2 separate regions of the Mus musculus genome follow, and region 1 is linked to region 2. Evidence: chromatin loops called from intact Hi-C (ENCODE). Cell type or tissue: left cerebral cortex. All regions are shown on one strand. Region 1 holds the start of Il1rapl1 (interleukin 1 receptor accessory protein-like 1). Region 2 overlaps Il1rapl1 (interleukin 1 receptor accessory protein-like 1).

Region 1 (5,000 bases), 460 kb after region 2:
CAAAGACTCAATGGGGCACTTGTGAAACATTGCAGACACATTTTGACTCTCCACGGGTGTGGCTAAAATTGCTCCTGTCCAGCCCTAAAGCTTACATGATCTGCTAGCCCTGTGAAACTCACTGTGAGAAAACTCATGTTAAATTCACCGCAGAGATCAAGGTTTACAGGACCCTCGGAGCTAATCTCTTTCTGCCCTCCTCCTCTGTTAACTGTTACAAGGCTTCAAAAGTTAGCAGGGTGATGGAGGCTCTCTCTATACAATCATTCCATCTCACTATCGTTGACTGAAGCTCACTGATGTAATGAAGTTACATAATCACCGATTATGCACGACTTCCATCCATCTTCCTACATATCCACATATCTTCTCCCCTCCCCTTCAGATCAATCTACCAGGTGAGATTTATAACACATGCAAATGCTCCATTCTCTCATCATAGGTACTGAATATGGGACTTAAGCATTGCAGTACAGTGCACCGAACCACGTCATCAATATCGATTTTTTATCCCATTTCCCCGGCAGAATATGCTTAAGAATTTTGAGTGCTGTAGTTTCTAACTTTTTAGCTAAAGGGTAAAATAACAGATAGAACACATCTTCAACTTAAGGTTAAGAGAGGTGTGTAATTGACTGCATTTCCCAAGCTAGCTGCATTGCAATAAAAGGATCATCTCCACTTCCAGACCTTTGACTTCCCTGCACGTGGGTCCTAGCTTCAGCTATTTGGGGTATTGGGTAATAATTATATTATTGGACAATCAAACTTAGGAAAGAATGCACGATGGTGATATTTAAGATAATATTGCTCTATTATTCTCTATTTTACTCATCAATTTCAGTCCCTTCTTTTTTCACTCTGAATGATAATCTACCAGAATAGATAGAAAAGTAGACCACGACACTTAATAATCCCCAATAACCACAACCTGAAGAACAATTAACAATGATTATCACCTTAAAGTTTAGGAACTTGACAAGTGGGATATCCCTGGTCCCATTGCGGCTGGGAAATGCAGCAGAATGCTGCACTGAGTTGAAAACATTTCTTTTAAAGAATAAAGAGTAGCTCATTTCATTTGAAAAGGGCTCTTCAGTAAGTGCTCCTTTTACCGCTGCTGTCCCTCCAGAACACAGGAACCACAAATATTGCATCCAAACAAAGAGTGTCTATCCAGAATTAAATCCAAGACTCTCTTCCACACAAAAATAATTGGGGAGCGAGTGCTTCTTTGATTTATTTCCAGTTATACTCGGAATGCACACACACACACACACACACACACACACACACACACAACTGCAGTTATTCCATTCTGTGCCAATAACGGCCACATCACAGCCATCAATGCGATGCAGCAATCATCCAAGTCACCCATTCTCATTACAGACGCCCAAGTTTGCTCATGCCACTGATGGGTCTACATATAAAAATGACCTTACCCACAACTGTCTTCCAAATTATTCTCCTCTGGATATCAGCCGGTAAGGTAATTGCTGGTCATCACAATGCGTATTCAGAAAAATCCACGTTTTACTCCTGTGTTCTTTTTCTTGTTTTTGCTAGCAATTAATATTGTGAACAAGGTACCCATTCACAAATGCCAAGTTCACCATAAAAGCAGATAATTCCATACAGATCTTCCCTACAAGACTGTCGCCAGTTAGTTCTCAAAGTGCCCGATTGTTTAGTGACGATACAATCCAGGTGCAGAGCAGGAAAGGGGAAAAAAAAGGACTAGGAAGAAAAAAAAAAGAAGAGGCAGAATAAAAAGAGAGAGAGAGAGGGAGAGACTGAAGAAGGAGAGATCAGAAAAAGAGGGAGAAATTTTTTAAATGTGTTTTGTTTTGTTTTGGTTATTTTTTAAAGAAGGAAGGAAATCGGACGATAAGTGAATAAGTCTGTGAGCTCTACGACAAGAATCGGAGTCTTGCTTGCAAATCTTCTGGATACATGTAGCCTTTCAAATCTTCCTGGTCCCCAAGTAAAATTTCCAGATCCGGGATGCAGCCATAAGAAAGAATCCTATGTGTATTTCACAAGTATCCCGCAATAACAGATCCGACGGGGTTTTCCTTGTACAGTACTGCTATGTGAAAGCACACAACCCCTGCTGTTTGGGAAGGTGTCTCCTGGGTCCTAGCTCTCTTCAGCAGACCCCAAAAATGATTTTTCAAAAGAGAGTGGGTGGGGGGAAGCAGCTTTGCGTTTATCTTGAATGATGCTAATCCTGAGCGAAAACGACAAGCAAGCCACGAACAGCACGAGATCTTGATTAATAGCCAGAATCCACTCAAAATATCCCAAGGAAGAAGGAGCGAAAACAAGAAAGAGAAACTGCAATGCATAAATGATTCCAGTGTTTCTACAAGATCGGTTCATTTGATTGAATGCATTCTCTGGTTTGCAGCAAGTCATAAAGAGGATAGTATTACTGCCACCCAATGGATATTTTAGTACTAGCCAATCCACAGACAGCCACCGCTTTGCGAGTTTTAGTTTTCAGAAGACCCGAAGAGGAAGGACGGTAGCCTGGGAATCTTTCAGCAAGGACCCTGGAAGGAATAATGGGAATTCGTCCTTCCAGGCAAAAGTGGCCCAGCCAATTGGACATTTACCCAGGCTTGCATTAGCCACGTAGAATTGTGATTGCATTTTTCTAGGCAGCTGAAAGGTATACAGGAGCGATGCCTGATCTGACACACTCATAATAACCTCCTTTCGTCTTTTCTTTTTGAAGATTTATTATAGCTCTAGCGATCTCTCTCTCTCTCTCTCTCTCTCTCTCTTTCTCTCTCTCTCTCAATTAAAAAAGGGGGGTGGTGATGGCATAAAAACTGAGCTCAGAGTCTCAGGTGGCAAGGTGCTAATCTTTCCTGAAGGACAGTTTTTGCAAAGTGCTTCTCTCTGTATTGGTATGTAAACTGGAAATCCTTCCAGCAGTTACCTCCCAGCATGAGCTCCCTCCGTTTGGGGAAGAGCAAAATCTTCCCAGAGAGAAAGGAGTTTGGGAAAAGAATGCTTGTGGTGGGTTTCCCTTGAGGAGAGGGGGTGGGGACGGGAGTAGGGGGAGTGGGAAGAGAAACTGACAGGACAGGACTGAAAGAGGATTCTCTTCCTCAGCAGTAAAGATTTCTGTACATCTTGAGAGTTCGCTGCAGTTTTTTGAAACGGATTTGTGTTGAGGGATGAGGGACAAAAGTAGAGAGATACTTGTAGATAGATGAGGAGTTACTTACTTTAATGTGCCTTGCCTTTTTACCTTGAGATGTTACGAAACTCTTAATTCTGCTATTCCAATACTTTAATGCATGCACTTTCATTCTGGAGATGCAGTGTGAGGCCTGAGAGCCTGAGTCTCTAATAAGCTGGTCCGTGCACTATAATAATGCTGTCAGACTGCATACTGCACTTAAAGTAGCAAGCCCCTGGAGAAGTGCGCATATTTACACTGCAGCCACAGCCTTAGGTACTGACAATGGAGTAAAGTGGAAAAGAGAATTGATAAATGCCTTTCTGTCACCCTTCCTCCTTCTCCCCAAACTTCAGCTTTTTCCACCCCCTGCAATGACAAGTCTGAAAATCTTAACTTGCTCAACAAGGTTTTCCTCAAGCTTTTTAACTGGTAGACTTCACAGGATACACCAAAGGTAGAAAAGTGAGCAGGCAAGACAACCCTATACCTTGAAAACTAGGTCTTCATGTAATTTACAGAATAAAGCACAAATTGGAGGGAGATTAAATACTTGAAAAATTAGATGAAATGGGTAATTAATTGAAAGCTAGACTGAGTCAGAGCATAAGTGAGATGACCAAGAGTTGGGAAACAGAACGGGGAGGAAAATCTATATTTTGATGGAATGTCCATTAAACAACTGAAATTACAAGGCAAGGCAAGGGAAGATGTGCTAAACTGCTAGGGCATTTTCAAGACTTACCCAGTATTTCGGAAGGGCTTTAACCCAGGTTAACCTCTCTTGTGCAGGCAGCTCTCTTCCTCCCCACATGCTGCAATGGAAAAAAATCTAAAGGCAAAATCTGAAGAGAGAATGTTACCATTTCCTTCTAGTGAATGATCCATTTTACTATGTCTTGTTGCACAGTCCTTTTGCTGACCCACTTAAGGACGCCCAAAGTACTGAAGGAGGTACAATTAACACACTTAGTTGCTTCAAGCAAAGTTTAGAAGTACAAGTCTTAGACCATAGGCTCATATCTGAGATAAATTCTATTTCTACCTTGTCATAATTTTTTTCATAGGAATCACTAATCTTTCATGACCTCAATTTCTTTGTTTGTAAAAGGACCTGTGGCCAAGGTGTGGTTGAGGTCAACATGAGAGATCATTCCCGTCCTGCATTTGCAATGTTTCTACAAGTCAGTTTGTTACCCACAGAGAGCACAGCATGAAATCTTACCTTGACATAGGCTACAGAAAGCAATCAGGAAGCTTGAATAAGTGCTTTAAAGACACAGGTGAATGTTGGACCATTTCAATCCTATTGAAAGAGATGAGTTTAAAAGCTTTCTCTTCAAATCAAGACAGGGAAATATTTGTTTGAATCCGAGGTGAAGCATTGTCTATTCCTGGATCTTACTGAGCCAACTGTGGGCCTCACTGTTTGTTGCCATGGGATCCTCTTTGTGCGAACTGTCTTGAACTGTGTGGGAACATTTTCCTCTTGCCTCCCTTCAGCTCTCTCTCTCTAACTCTTCTGAAGATATGTGTCAGAACAAAATGTAGCTGCATTATTGCCAATTAAGACTACCAGCAGCTGCAAGGTGCATCTAATTAAGACATTTAATTACTTCACTGAATTCTTATTTGCAGATGTTTGAAGCATTAAACAATATATTTTGATTTTATTTTAATATCTGGAAAAGGCTGACCTCTCTCTGCGTTGTGGGTGAGACAAACTCTGTACCCATGATGGATGTTAAAAAGAGGACTTTAAATCAGGTGTGATAGAACATGTTTAAACTTTGAGCACTCAGGA
Region 2 (5,000 bases):
AAATAGGCTCAATTGGAGAAAGAGTGTGAATGAGAAAGGTCCATGTGTAAGTATAGTACAAAAGTGGAATACAGTAAATATTCAAAAGTAGGGTTTATTAGGTAAGCTTTTCTAAGGAAAAAGAATCAAAAGAAATACCCAGTTAAATAAGTTGAGAAAGCTTCAGGAAAAAAGATGTTCAGTTTATATTGAAAAGATTAAGGGGGCTGCTTACATTTAACATTAGTCAAGCTTTCTGGCACAGGTAGAATTCAGTGTTCACTATTTACTGTTCATGTCTGGACTAGTTTTTAAAGTATTAGTTCTATTTAGCCTTCATCTCAAAATTCTCCCTTGTATCAGAAACTTTTAGTACTAAATGTTCTTTCCATCTAAAGTGCCTGGAATAAATGCATCTGTAATTCTCAAGTTGTTCATCTTAATAAATCCTCAGCCATAGCAGCAGTTGACAATGTGAGATCTCTATTGTAGCACTGCTATCAAATGTTACTGTGTGCATTTTTAGCCCTAAGTACAAGACATACCAGTGAATTTCTAAAAACCTGTAAAGAAAATTAATTAGTAATAGTTGCAGTCCTATGGTATATTATCATCCTTCAAACAGCTGTGGTTTGGCTTGAAAGGATTTCACTGTGTAACTCATTTTCTTTGTTTAGTTTTGTACTGTCATTCTCCATTAACACATCATGTAGAAATACGCTTTTGTGTGGAACATCTCTTTTGACTGATTAAGAATGCATCTGAAATAAAAGACGTTCTGAAAAATAAACAAGCAGATTTTTAATTTTCTATTCAAAGGTATTAGCATCCAAATAGTAATTACATGGGACCCAGAACACATGAATGGATGAGAATTTGCAGGCTGTGCAGCCGAATTCCCAGACTCCACCATCCTAAAGTGTATGTTGTTATACACACCTCTCAGTATGACTTAACTGTACTAGGATTCTTGACCTCTTAACACAAATTCAGTTTTATCTCTTGTCTTTAAATGACAGAAAATGATAAACCAGGACAATGGTGATTCTCACTTGACCCATCATTCTTGTATACCCTGTCAAAGAGAAGAGTCTCCTTTTGACAATAGCAAGCCTTCTTCTATGTTCAGATAATCATAATCAAATATGATGCACTTGCCACGGTCTATGTTGGAGAACAGAGAATCTGATGATGGAACTTTTGTACCTGGCAGTGTTCACTAAGGAATTGGAGTTGGAAGAACAGATTACCAGTATATTTGACTCAGAGAAGATAATTTTCTTAGCTCTCTGTTCCTATGTAAGGGGATTGGCTTCTTTAAGACTTGATATTGTTATCTATAAAATGGGGTGATATGTTGTGTGCCTTCTGCCCTTTTTATCAGCCATTTTCCATAAATACAGCATTTGGAAGGTAAAACAGCAAGTAAAACATGATACTTTATAGTTATTTAAAATGAATAAAAGAAAACTATATTTTAGAAACAAGATGAGCTACAGAAATATAGAAGGCTGTTAAGAGCCTTATGTAAGGCAGATAAAATTGCAGCTGTTTTGTATTCTGAGAAGAACAGTAGAGGGTATTGATCATGTATGTGAAGGTCATAGGTGGACACTGAGTGTACTACAAAAACACTTAACCATGCACTAGACTGGCTAAACTAGCGGGGCAGCAAACTCCAGGGATCTGTTTGCATTTCTCCCATGGACCTTTGACCAAGAGTTATAGACAAACTGGATCTTGTCCTTTTTATAAAGGTAGATGGCAATGATACAAATTCAGGTCTTCGTGCTTGTAGAGCAGACATGTTACCCACTGAAATATCTTCCCTGAGCCAGTCTATGTTTTCATTATATCTTTATAAGTGAATTTATGTATGCAACAGGCAAATGCATCCAATAGAAACATTTTTAATTGGTGCTTAAACAACTGGCCTGACCTTGTGTAAGATTATATTACTATTACTCTTTTGGCTTCCATTTTGAGAGCTTACATGAGTTAAAATGTCTATTGAAATTTAAACGTGATTAAAGGCCCAGGGTCTATTAATATTAAAAACTACCCAAATTTAAAAGGAATATTAGACTCTGCTTGATGATAATATCCACATTGCATTGTTGAAACCTTACCTCTTTCATTACATTGTAGTCCACTGTGAAAGAAGGGACATTAGAGTCTTTGGGCCATTCAACTTTTCCGAGCCCAGGTTTCATCTACCACTCTCAATCTTTGACACTGAATGGTGCTTCTAGTGAGCAGCCTCTAGAGGGCGAAGTAATCCCTTTATATATATAAAACATGTACTTTATTTATCACATACACACATTTCCACAAACACAGAGCCTACTGAAAATTGGAAAGCCATACAACAAATAGAACATAAGTGATCTTGTCATTCATGAGGAAAAAGAATCTGTTAGCTAGGCAGGAAAGCAATAGAGTTCATTATTGCAATTAAATTTCCACTGTGAATGTTAACAGGTGTCTGGACTTACTTTATTTGCTTGTCCAGATATACCAATAAAACTCATCTGTGTGGATAGTGTCAAGTGCAGTCTACCATAGGATGCTCTATAAAGATTAATAAGACAATCTTGGGAAGTATTTTCTATTACTCTGGAGAAAGAGTATCCACAAATGCAAACAAAACAATATTATTATTGTTGGATAATAGACCAAAAGGTTCTCTGGGATTGGCTACCTATTAACTATATCAGGAGAAAAATAGAGCAATGAAATCCTTGTTTTTAAATTTAATTAACTTTTAAACTAAAACAGAAAGACTCATCATTAGTATTTCTGAAATGATCTCTGTACTAACAAACTTCTCAGATTAAAAATAGAAACTTCTTTCAAACTTCCATCTGGATACTAATGTAATTAAATGCTTTGTCTAAGTCAGCTCATGAAATAATCTTAACACTGTCACATAGTTATAACCCAGGGGAGATTTCTGTCACCAGAAACACTCCAAACTCCAGAATGATAACACAAACATGATACCATGTGAGTTTCACCGAGTTGAGCATCCCCAATAACAGTTTATAGGACCCGTGTCTGCCTTTGCTTCCTTTGATCACCCTATCATCAAAATCCAATAAGCCCTGAGATAGAACAAATAAAAATATCTTATTAAGGCCACAACACATCATTTTGAAAGATTTAGCTTTATGATCCCATGTGGAAACAAATTTATGTTCATTTACCATTAGCCATTTTGTCAATGAATCTCAGAAAAGTTTGTATTCAGAGATGAGTCAGACTAATTAGAAGGCTATTGGAGTTCTGGCTTGGCCATCTTTCAGAAGATAAAAGAGAAGATCTGGAGTGAAAGGATGCATCATATACAAGTGAAAAGATGTCACATAGAAGAAAAGTTTTCTAAAACACTGTTAGGATTTAACATTTTCTAGCTTTGAGTCTATGTAAATTTTATACCTTCTACTAAATAGGATAAAATAATTTGAGACTAAAAAGGACATAAATGGCTCTATGCAACCTTGCCTTTTAGTTTAAAACCCTGAAATAAGAGAAAAGAGAAGGAAGAAGAGTGGGAGGAAGGGAAGAAGTTATTTTGAATAGTAATAAAATGAATAGAATTTGAAGATCAGTGTCATGGTTTGAGTATGAGATGTGCCCACAGACTCATATGTCATTAAGTTGTTTCCAGTTTGGTGGTGGTATTTTCAGATGTACTAAACTGTTAGAAAGTAGTATATTGCTGGAAGAAATAAGCAACTGGCTTTGATTACAGATCATGTTACTTTAGTAGATATACTTTTGGAAGTTACCTACTCCACTCTAGCCTAGCTCCTGACATGCGCTCTTCTTCCACCCTGCCATGAAGAACTCTGTTCCACCAAGCTTTCCTCACAACAATTGACTGAATCTTATGAACTTTTGAGCTGAAATAACTATTTCCTCCTTTTAGTTGTATCCTATTTGATATTTGGTCTTCTTGAGGAGAAAAGTACTTGATGCAATGGGAGATATGGTTTTTCCCAGAGTGAGAAGAAAGTTGATGTTGTAGAGAAATAAATCACTGGAGGAACAAGATCTGAAATTAATTTAAGAAACAATGGTAGCTATGGTAGCATTTTTGTATACATTATCACTTAGTTTCTGAAATCAAATATGCTAGTGTTACTTGGTGACCACTTGTTTTTCTTTTATTTATCACACATCACGCTGGACTGCTTTAGGGTTGAAGACACTTATTTTTTGGCAGCCATAAATAATATTTGTACCATGTATATAATTTTACCAAGACAGAAGTGAATCCTACTAGGCAACTTTCAATTTTCAGTTAATTTTATCCTAAGGCTGTTTTTTCTTTTGTTTAATATCAAAATATTGGTTAAATAAATAGTAACTGAATATATAATGAATTATGCATATTCAACACTATACAAAAACCTTGAATAGAAAAAGGAACAGAATTGATGCGTATAATGTTTTCTTCAATAAAGCCTTTTTCATTAAAAATTCTGTATATCTATCTATCAATCTATCTATCTACCTATCTATCTATCTATCTAAAAAAGTCATAAAGAGGGTTGAAAGGTATTCATCTATTAACTGGCACATATATAAATACAATATATAAGCATATGTCTATATACACTTATTAAACCTTCAAGAGATGTATCTATTTACATGTTATAAATGAGAATCTGTAAGTAGGGAATTTAATTCACTTTTCCAAAATTATAATCGCTGAACTCATTTGTGTCTACCTTCATAACAAAGATGAAAATATATTTAATGATCCTGGGAATCAATGTTACAGTGGCAAGTTCCAGGGAGTGATAAAGAATTTTTAACCTCTTTCCCCACAAAGATAATTTTATGCATGAAGATAACTGATTGTCTCCAGGAAGAAGTTAAGCAAATCTTTGCAGTACACTAGTGAGTTACCAAATTTAGTTCAGATTCAGTTTCCAATCACATCAGATTCTATAGAGTTAGAATTGTCAGAACTATATTACTTGTGTTTGTGTGTGTGTATGTGTCTATTTCTA

The links. Peaks named below come from ENCODE experiments on the same cell type or tissue, not always from the same donor. Only the 100,000 strongest peaks of a DNase experiment are listed, where the experiment ranks them.
Region 1: it touches region 2 in a loop (10-fold over the local background); 7 of 42 quality-filtered maps call a loop at or near these places.

The regions. Positions count from the first base shown.
Region 1 is chrX:88,113,554-88,118,553 of GRCm38, forward strand. It overlaps Il1rapl1 (interleukin 1 receptor accessory protein-like 1), which reads right to left and starts at 2,395. Exons shown (of 11, transcript NM_001160403.2): 1 at 1,446-2,395. In left cerebral cortex, a CTCF peak has its summit at 2,444; DNase peaks (open chromatin) are centred at 244, 1,080, 1,439, 2,148 and 3 more places; H3K4me3 peaks cover 2,920 bases; H3K27ac peaks cover 2,762 bases.
Region 2 is chrX:87,653,604-87,658,603 of GRCm38, forward strand. The region is part of intron 2 of Il1rapl1 (interleukin 1 receptor accessory protein-like 1); the gene reads right to left. Among named protein-coding and RNA genes, the nearest start is that of Il1rapl1, 460 kb to the right of the region's middle. In left cerebral cortex, a CTCF peak has its summit at 2,244 (motif pointing right); a DNase peak (open chromatin) is centred at 2,275.